Linked DNA regions of Homo sapiens: regions 2 and 3 are each linked to region 1. The links are chromatin contacts, found by Hi-C in ENCODE. All regions are on one chromosome and are shown on one strand. Each heading gives the region's core, a stretch centred on a gene start or an enhancer-like site at or near the end of the contact. The rest is flanking DNA. Distances are from core to core; before and after follow the strand shown.

Region 1 (2,573 bases), core at 51-2,550:
AAACTCCGAGGCCCAGCCCCGCGTGGGAGCCGCAGCGGGGCGGGCCCGCTCTGGGCTGGGCGGGTTTCTCTAGCGCAGCGCTGGGGGTTGCGGGCCTCTCAGCAGCCGGAGCAGCATCCTGAGCTCCGGTTGTTGGAGCGCTGGGACCTCTGGCTGCCGCCCCCGCAGCAGCAGCAACCACTACTCCGCTGTCGGCGGCGTCTCCTTGGGAAGCAGCAGCAACTGGTGGAGCTGGAGCCGCAGCAGCCTGAGTCGCCGCAGCAGCCCCTGCCGGAGCCGCAGCAGGAGGAGGAGGAGGCGGGCGCCGGGGTGGGCGCCGGGGCGGGACACGGAGCGGGGCCCTGGGACGACCCCTTGGAAAAGCCTTTGGCGGAAACGGCGCTCTGTTGAGAGGACATCGCGGAGCTCCTCACGACAAACCTGGAAGAAAGGCAGCCTTTCAAAGGCGAGCCGGCTTTTTCTTTCCACCAATGGAACTCTGTCTGGGCTTTTGAGATTCGGCTTAGTGTACAAGTCAGCCTGGCCTGGGACAAGGAGGGAAAAGCACCCAGAAAGAGCGGACGCAAAGAAGCAAATCCAAGCAGGTGTTTCCAGTGAGTTAAACATGCTCAGAGCAGGACACAATCCATGCAATGAATCAATGCATTTCCATTTTCTCTGACTAGAAGAAGACTGCTCAAGTTCTCCACAGTGGAAAATAAACAGCACACTGCGGCAACTTATCTGTATGATCCAGTCCAAAATCTCCACTTGGCTTTTTTCTTGTCCCTCATTTTACTTTCCTACCGACCTTCGACTGTATCTTCCTAGTTACTACACCCCCATCAGTTAGAAAACACCCAAGTCCAACAGGCGGTCCCACCTGCTGGGTCTAAATAATCCACAGGCCAGAAGCATGTCCTGATCATTCTTTCTTGCCTACGCCTCTCATGCCCCACAACCATGTGGGAAAGGAGAGTTGTGCCAATATAAATAACCCCATCCAGGGAGCTGAAAGACCTGGGTTCTAGTCACAGCTCTTCTGCGGACTTGCTGTGTACCCTTGCAAAAACCACCTCCTATGTTGCCTTTATGTCCTCATTAGTACCTTAAGAGGTTGGCTCACTAGAAGCGTAGGTGCCTTGCGGGACACCCCTTCCACATCTATCTGCTGCCTGTGTTCTGTTTGCTCCTCCCCTGTGCCCTCAACTCATCCCACCCTCTCCCCCAGACCCTGCTAGGAGACTTACCAGACCCTGGCTCCACTGAAAGACTCACTACGTTCTCCAACTGGAATGGGCCACCTGCTAGGCAGTGGATTGAGCAGCGTCCAGCCAGAGAACCTTTTTATAAGAAGTATTCAGGTTCAGGCTCTTGGGAGGGGCCCATTTCCCAACAGACGTGCTCAGCTGACACTCACATCCCAGAGACATTCATCACTCAGGTAGCATTGTAGGTGGTGCATGTGGGCATCTAAGTCACTTCACAGAGGTGCCAGGATTGCTATGGCATGTTTACTTTCCAAACAGGGCACTGTTTGTACCTGGGAGGCTGTGTGTATGCTAAGAGAGGGCATGGGGCTCAAATGCAGGGAGGTCTGGAACCCCTGCCCTTGTCTTCAATACACACACACACACACACACACACACACACACACACACACACAGACGGCTCCACTTGCCCACACATCCATTCCTATGTAGTCATCTACTTGGTAGGTGGTAGTTCACCTATTTTTATCTTGATTCTCATCTCTCTGGCTCTTGGTCCTTGGCTCCCCAGGGCAGACCACAAGCTATGCGATAAGCCTGCTGGGTTTCATCCATATGCTTCAAGATGCAGTGAGTGAAGATGATGACGGGGATGCACCTTTGGGAACCCCAGGGGTGATTTCTCTCTGTCACTGGAGACAGGAAGAAAAACCTAGGCAAAGTTAAGGAACCATAAGACCAGAAAAGTTGTGAATGTAGTCAGGTTGCCATATCCCCATAATACAGCATGGTATGACAAAGAGAAAAATGTGTGCAGGACAGTGGCCCAATTGCAAAAAGGCTAGTCAGCCTGTGGGACTCCTGCTTCTTATCCCACCCCCAACCACCAATCTGCCTTTGAAGATAAGTTCTCCCTAGGGCCACTGCCCAGTGCAAAAGAAAATGGGAAAGGAAGAAGGGAGGGAGGGAAAGAAGAAAAAAAAGAGAAAGAAAGAAAGAAAGTTCTTTCCAAAGGTCCAAAGTGTTCATGATAGATAGTGTTTTCAGAATAACTAATTTTTAAGAATTGGAGGATACTTTGGCAGTCAACTTCAGAACTGCTTCTTAATCAAATTGCCCACAACTGTGAATGTGAACTATAACAGAAGTCCAAGACTAAGAATTCAGGAATTAAGGATGAGAGACAGGTTTGGGGGCGAGTGAGCTGGGAGTGGCTCAAGGGACTAGGCGAGGAAAGATAAGTCACAAAAGATACCAGTTTCATTTAACATGGATTTAGAGCCTGATTAACAGGTTGCCAGTTCCTAGAGCACCTGTTGGTGAGTATAGGTGAGACATTCCAAAAAGTAAAGTCAATATTAGAACAGAGAAGGAAGTAATGAA
Region 2 (2,573 bases), core at 45-2,544, 110 kb before region 1:
AAGACACTACCTCTCAAGCCATGGCCCCAGCTCCATTCTTCCACCCCTTACTCAACCCAGGTCCAGTGAGCTCAGTGCAGCCAACATCTCAGGACACAGGGGCTGATTCCATCACCTATGTAAAGGAATCCACAAAGCAATGGGGACTGACACCCAAAGGCAGTGACCCCAGCCTGCCATGTTTGTGCACACTTGTGCTGCGTCGCTTAGCACATAGGATGTGATTTAATTGCTCAGTTGTCCATCTGGCCTTCTGAAAAGCTGTGAGCTAGTCAAGGGGAGAAATGTGTTCTGTTTGTCCCCATATTACCAGGCCCCACAAAGGACGTACCCTGGCTTCAGAGCATGTGAGCTGAATGAAGAAAAAAAAGTGGAACAGCAGCCAGAGGGCCTGAACGGTGGATAATTGGACCGTCATCGAGATTTCCTGCTTCCCTTTTGTCATTCCTCAAAATATGCGCCTTAAGAATATGCTGAAAGCCTGGTCCTTGGGAGTGTGTGGTGCTTCCCCTCCCTTTGGGGAGCAAAGGAGGACACATAGTTGGGCTGTGCATCATAATACCCAGGATAAAAGGGCTGAGGCCCTGGGTTCCTCAGTCCACAATCACCTCAGGAAGAACCTTCTCCTGCCTCCACCAAACCAGGTGAGCGTCCAGCTGGCGAGAGGACCTGGGCTGAAAGGGCTGCGCAAACACGTCTGTGCTTCAACAAGGAGAGGGGAGGAGGCAGACACGGTGGAGGCGGCAGAGAGGCTGTGGTGGGTGGCCGGCTGGGACTGGGATGGGAGATGGGCGGGATAGTGAGGAAGACAGACAAGTCTGCGAGCCACTTCAGGGGCTCCGCGATGCTGCGACCTCTGAACCCCCTTTTCCTCATGTGCGCAGAGATGCGTTGCCTCCTCACACCCTGCGCTCACAGGCGTCCAGAGAGACGCCACCCTGGAGGGTCATGGGCGTTGTGTTCACGGGACGCCTGCAGGGGGAGCTGTTCGCATCGGGTCCGGAGGTGTGACAGGCCCCGCAGGGCGTGCGCAGGAGCCCCAGAGGCCCACCCAGGAGTGTCAGCTGCCTCCCAGGCAGGGGAGAGGGCCGGAGGAAGGGGCAGTATCAGGCCGGTTTAACTTCAGATCCGTTTGCATTCCCCTTCCCCAGGTCTTAGCTGGAGGGCAGACTGAGTTTAGGGGAAGGGATCCACAATTAAACCAAAGCATGAGGAGGCCCTGGCCTGAAACCTGCATTGACACGTATTTTGCTTTGCTTTTATTTTGCCCAGGCTCCCTGACCTCCTGCCTAGATGTCCTGCCAGCAGAACCAGCAGCAGTGCCAGCCTCCGCCCAAGTGCCCTGCAAAGAGCCCAGCACAGTGTCTGCCTCCAGCTTCCTCCAGCTGTGCCCCAAGCTCTGGGGGCTGTGGGCCCAGCTCCGAGCGCAGCTGCTGCCTGAGTCACCACAGATGCCGCAGGTCTCACCGTTGCCGTTGCCAGAGCTCCAACTCCTGTGACAGGGGAAGTGGTCAGCAAGGCGGGAGCTCCAGCTGTGGCCACAGTTCTGCGGGCTGCTGCTGACCTGAGCCACGAGATTAAGTAAAAATATTTGAGAAAAGAAAGTGCCAAAATGACTGGAACCAGCCCTAGCCTGGTGCTTCTTTGCTCCTGTCTCCTCTTTCCTACTGAGATGTTCCTTGATGAGTTTCAAGTACTCCCCCAGGGGATTTATCCTGCTGGTCTTAGTGTTTTCCCTCCTTCTTTAATATCCCTGTGCTGTGAAGAATAAAGCTGTGCTTTCTCGTTGCAAGCTCTGTCCAGTGCGTTCCCGTCTTTGCCTTACAGGGGCTGCCCCACATTGGGTACATAGGCCTATCTTAGGAACAGACACAAGTGGGTCATACACCCCTCAACTCACAAAACCCTTTTAGGGGGGTTGTATATTAGTGTGGGAATGAGGTGAGCAGTCTTTCACAAGGTCAAGGACAGAAGCATGAGTTGGAAATAAACACAGAGCTCTGGAAAACAAAGGGAATGAGCTTACTGGGCCCGTTCAGATCCTTCCGAAAACACTTTGGTAGCTCAGCCCTAGATGGCAGAGAAGAAGAGAAGCTCCAGATGGGAGCAGGTCCTTGGTCCTCTGGTTCCTCCAACTCTGATACTCTGTAGTCTTCATGACCCAGGACCACAGCAGCCCCCAGAGCTGTGGCAGCAACTGGAGCCTCCAGAATGCTCTGTTGGGCATGTCAGTGGGATCTGTGGGCCCATGGTGACTCCGGTAGCAGCTTCCTGCAGAGCTGGAACCACAACAGAAATAGACTGGCAGCAAACAACCAAAAGGATACTTGAGGGTTAGGCACTTGGGAGGGGGCTGACAGTGCTGTTAGTTTTTCCTTTCAGGACATCTCAGCTCAGTGATCCCTGGAAGAAATGAAAAAGTAAATCATTGTTTTCTATCTATCTATCTATCTATCTATCTATCTATCTATCTATCTATCTATCTATCTCTATCTACCTATCTGTCTCCCCTTGTCCCTCACCGTCTTTCTCAGACCCTGACCCTATGACCCTAAGCTCACGTTTTTGCTAAC
Region 3 (2,573 bases), core at 38-2,537, 66 kb before region 1:
AGTTGTATGTTTAATTTTTTTGATAGACTGCCAACTAATGTAATTTTGCATTTCTACCAGCAATGACTTGGGCTTCTTGTTGTTCTACATCCCTCATATTACTTGATATTGTCATTTATTTCATTTTAGCCATTCCAATGTGTATAGAGTGGTATCTCACTTTGCTTTTAAATTGCATTTCTCTAATGACTGATTAGGTTGAGTATCTTTTCATGTGCTTAACTGCCACCCATATATCTTCTTTGTTAAAATGACTCTTCAAATACTTTGCCCATATTTTCTGTGTTATTACCTATTTTTGAGAATTTAAAAAACATTGGCCGGGCACAGTGGCTCTGTAATCCCACCACTTTGGGAGGCCGAGGCGGGTGGATCACAGGTCAGGAGATAGAGACCATCCTGGCTAACACAGTGAAACCCCATCTCTACTAAAAATACAAAAAAATTAGCTGGGTGTGGTGGCAGGCGCCTGTAGACCCAGCTGCTTGGGAGGCTGAGCAGGGAGAATGGCGAGAACCCGGGAGGCAGAGCTTGCAGTGAGCCAAGATCGCGCCACTGCACTTCAGTCTGGACGACAGAGCAAGACTCCGTCTCAAAAAATAAAAATAAAAAAAAAATTCTTGAACCAAGTCCTTGGTAAGATTTGTGTTTTACAATATTGTCTCCAAGTCTGTGAATTTTCTTTGCATTTGCCTAGCAGTGCCTTTTGAAAAGCAGAAGTTTTTAATTTTGATGAAGTCCTATATTTCTTTTTTGAATTGTACCTTTTTGGCATATCTGAAAAATTTTGCATAACCCAAAGTCACAAAGATTTATTATGTTTTATTGCAGAAGTTTCATAGTTTAATTTTTTAAATTATGATCTATTAATTTTTATATCTAGCATTAGGTATGATTTCTTTTACATATGGACGTCCAATTATTTCATCTCTATTTGTTGAAATGACTATTATTTCTCCAGTCATGACTCAAGAAAGAATTATGTCATACTAATTCCCAGGAAATTGTAAAGGACAGACTGTGCTCCACAGCACGTGAGTTGAAACAAGGAAGAAGGGAGGAAGAAAAGAAGCAGTGGTAGCCTCCCAGGTGAGAGGTATGTGGACAGTGATCCTGCTTCCAGGTTCAATGTCATTGGTTGGATATTATGGAAGTGCCAAAGCTACAAACCTAGTCTTGGGCGTGTGCCTTGTTGACACCTCCCCTGGTTGTGAAAGCAGCAGCATGCCCAGGCTGTGCATCACACACCGTGCACAAGATAAAAGCACTCCTGCCCTGGGCTCCTCATCCACCGTCTCCTCAGGAACAGCCTTCTCCTGCCTCCTCTGCACCTGGTGAGTGTCCAGCAGGGGATGGGACTCAACTTGGGATGTTGGAACAGAAAACTAAGGTCATAGCAGGAGAGGGAAATGGAGAGATCTGAAACAAAAGCCCGGAGAGAGGATGGCAGAGAGGGTACCAATGTGGGAACTGGGGCCAGGAGGGAGACCCTGCAGGAACTGACAGCAATTCCATGACCTGCAAAGGCCACAGAAGCTTATGATTCCTTCCCATCCTCTTTCTACTCAGGCTGGCACATGTTTCCTATGATCTCCATTCTCCAGAATGCCTTTTGTCAAAAGGGTACATTCCTAGAGGCTCTTTGGAGAAACAGAAACATGGATGCCCACTTAGACTCACAGCAATCTGTCCCTGGTGGAGAACAAAGTGAGAGGCATCTGGCATGTCCCACCAACTCCACATCAGCTTCCCTCACCTTCCTGCAGCTCTTGCCTCAGGAGGCCGCTGGTCTTAGAGACATTGGACTGTAGATTTTGGACTAACAAATGGCTTTGTTTTGTCCAGGACAACTCAACTCCTGCCAAGATGTCCTGCCAGCAGAACCAGCAGCAGTGCCAACCCCCACCCAAGTGTCCCTCACCCAAGTGTCCCCCAAAGAGCCCAGTACAGTGTCTGCCTCCAGCTTCCTCTGGCTGTGCCCCAAGCTCTGGGGGCTGTGGCCCTAGCTCCGAGGGCGGCTGCTTCCTGAACCACCACAGGCGCCACCACCGATGCCGGCGCCAGAGGCCCAACTCCTGTGACAGGGGCAGTGGTCAGCAAGGCGGGGGCTCTGGCTGCGGCCATGGCTCTGGAGGCTGCTGCTGACCTGGATCCTGATGCTGAGACAAGCGATTTTGGAGGAAACAAGAATCCCAAGGGCCCAGGAAAACCCCATCTTGATGCATGAGTTCCCAGATACCCTCTTCTGGCTTTCACAGGCTGAGCTAGGGGTTTTCCTGTGGAAGGTCTGAGCTCTCCCCAGAAGGCACTTCCTGTCTGATGTCCAGGATGTCACATGTTCCCTTACCCCTGTACCTGTGAAGGATTGGCAGTGCTTGTGCCTGACCTCATCAAAAAATAAAGCTCCTTGTCCTCATTACCACTGGTGTCTCCCTTGGCATTTCACTCTGTCTCTCCCTAGGTGGGGCTGGAAGTGTGCCCTCCTGTCTGCCCCTGACATCCAGCACCACCACAGGGAAGATGCAGAATTCTAGCTCTAGGTCTGCAAAATTCAGGAATCTGTCGAGTCCTTT

What was found. Hi-C counts contacts between places; a loop is a spot of excess contacts on that map. Pooled maps may share reads with other maps.
Region 2: a loop to region 1 is called in a pooled map, with 2.5 times the contacts of the local background. The contact joins the promoter of LCE3A here to the promoter of CRCT1 in region 1. A Hi-C loop is called at or near these places in 1 of 50 pooled maps.
Region 3: a map of esophagus muscularis mucosa shows a loop between it and region 1 (2.5-fold over the local background). The contact joins the promoter of LCE3D here to the promoter of CRCT1 in region 1. A Hi-C loop is called at or near these places in 1 of 168 maps with a recorded cell type or tissue (esophagus muscularis mucosa).

Annotation. Positions count from the first base shown.
Region 1 is chr1:152,513,209-152,515,781 of GRCh38, reverse strand. It overlaps CRCT1 (cysteine rich C-terminal 1), which reads right to left and starts at 1,300. Exons shown (of 2, transcript NM_019060.3): 1 at 1,230-1,300; 2 at 1-420. The coding sequence starts at 398. The coding sequence ends at 99.
Region 2 is chr1:152,621,824-152,624,396 of GRCh38, reverse strand. It overlaps LCE3A (late cornified envelope 3A), which reads left to right and starts at 1,294. Exons shown (of 1, transcript NM_178431.1): 1 at 1,294-1,563. The coding sequence starts at 1,294. The coding sequence ends at 1,563.
Region 3 is chr1:152,579,230-152,581,802 of GRCh38, reverse strand. It overlaps LCE3D (late cornified envelope 3D), which reads left to right and starts at 1,287. Exons shown (of 2, transcript NM_032563.2): 1 at 1,287-1,334; 2 at 1,846-2,422. The coding sequence starts at 1,867. The coding sequence ends at 2,145.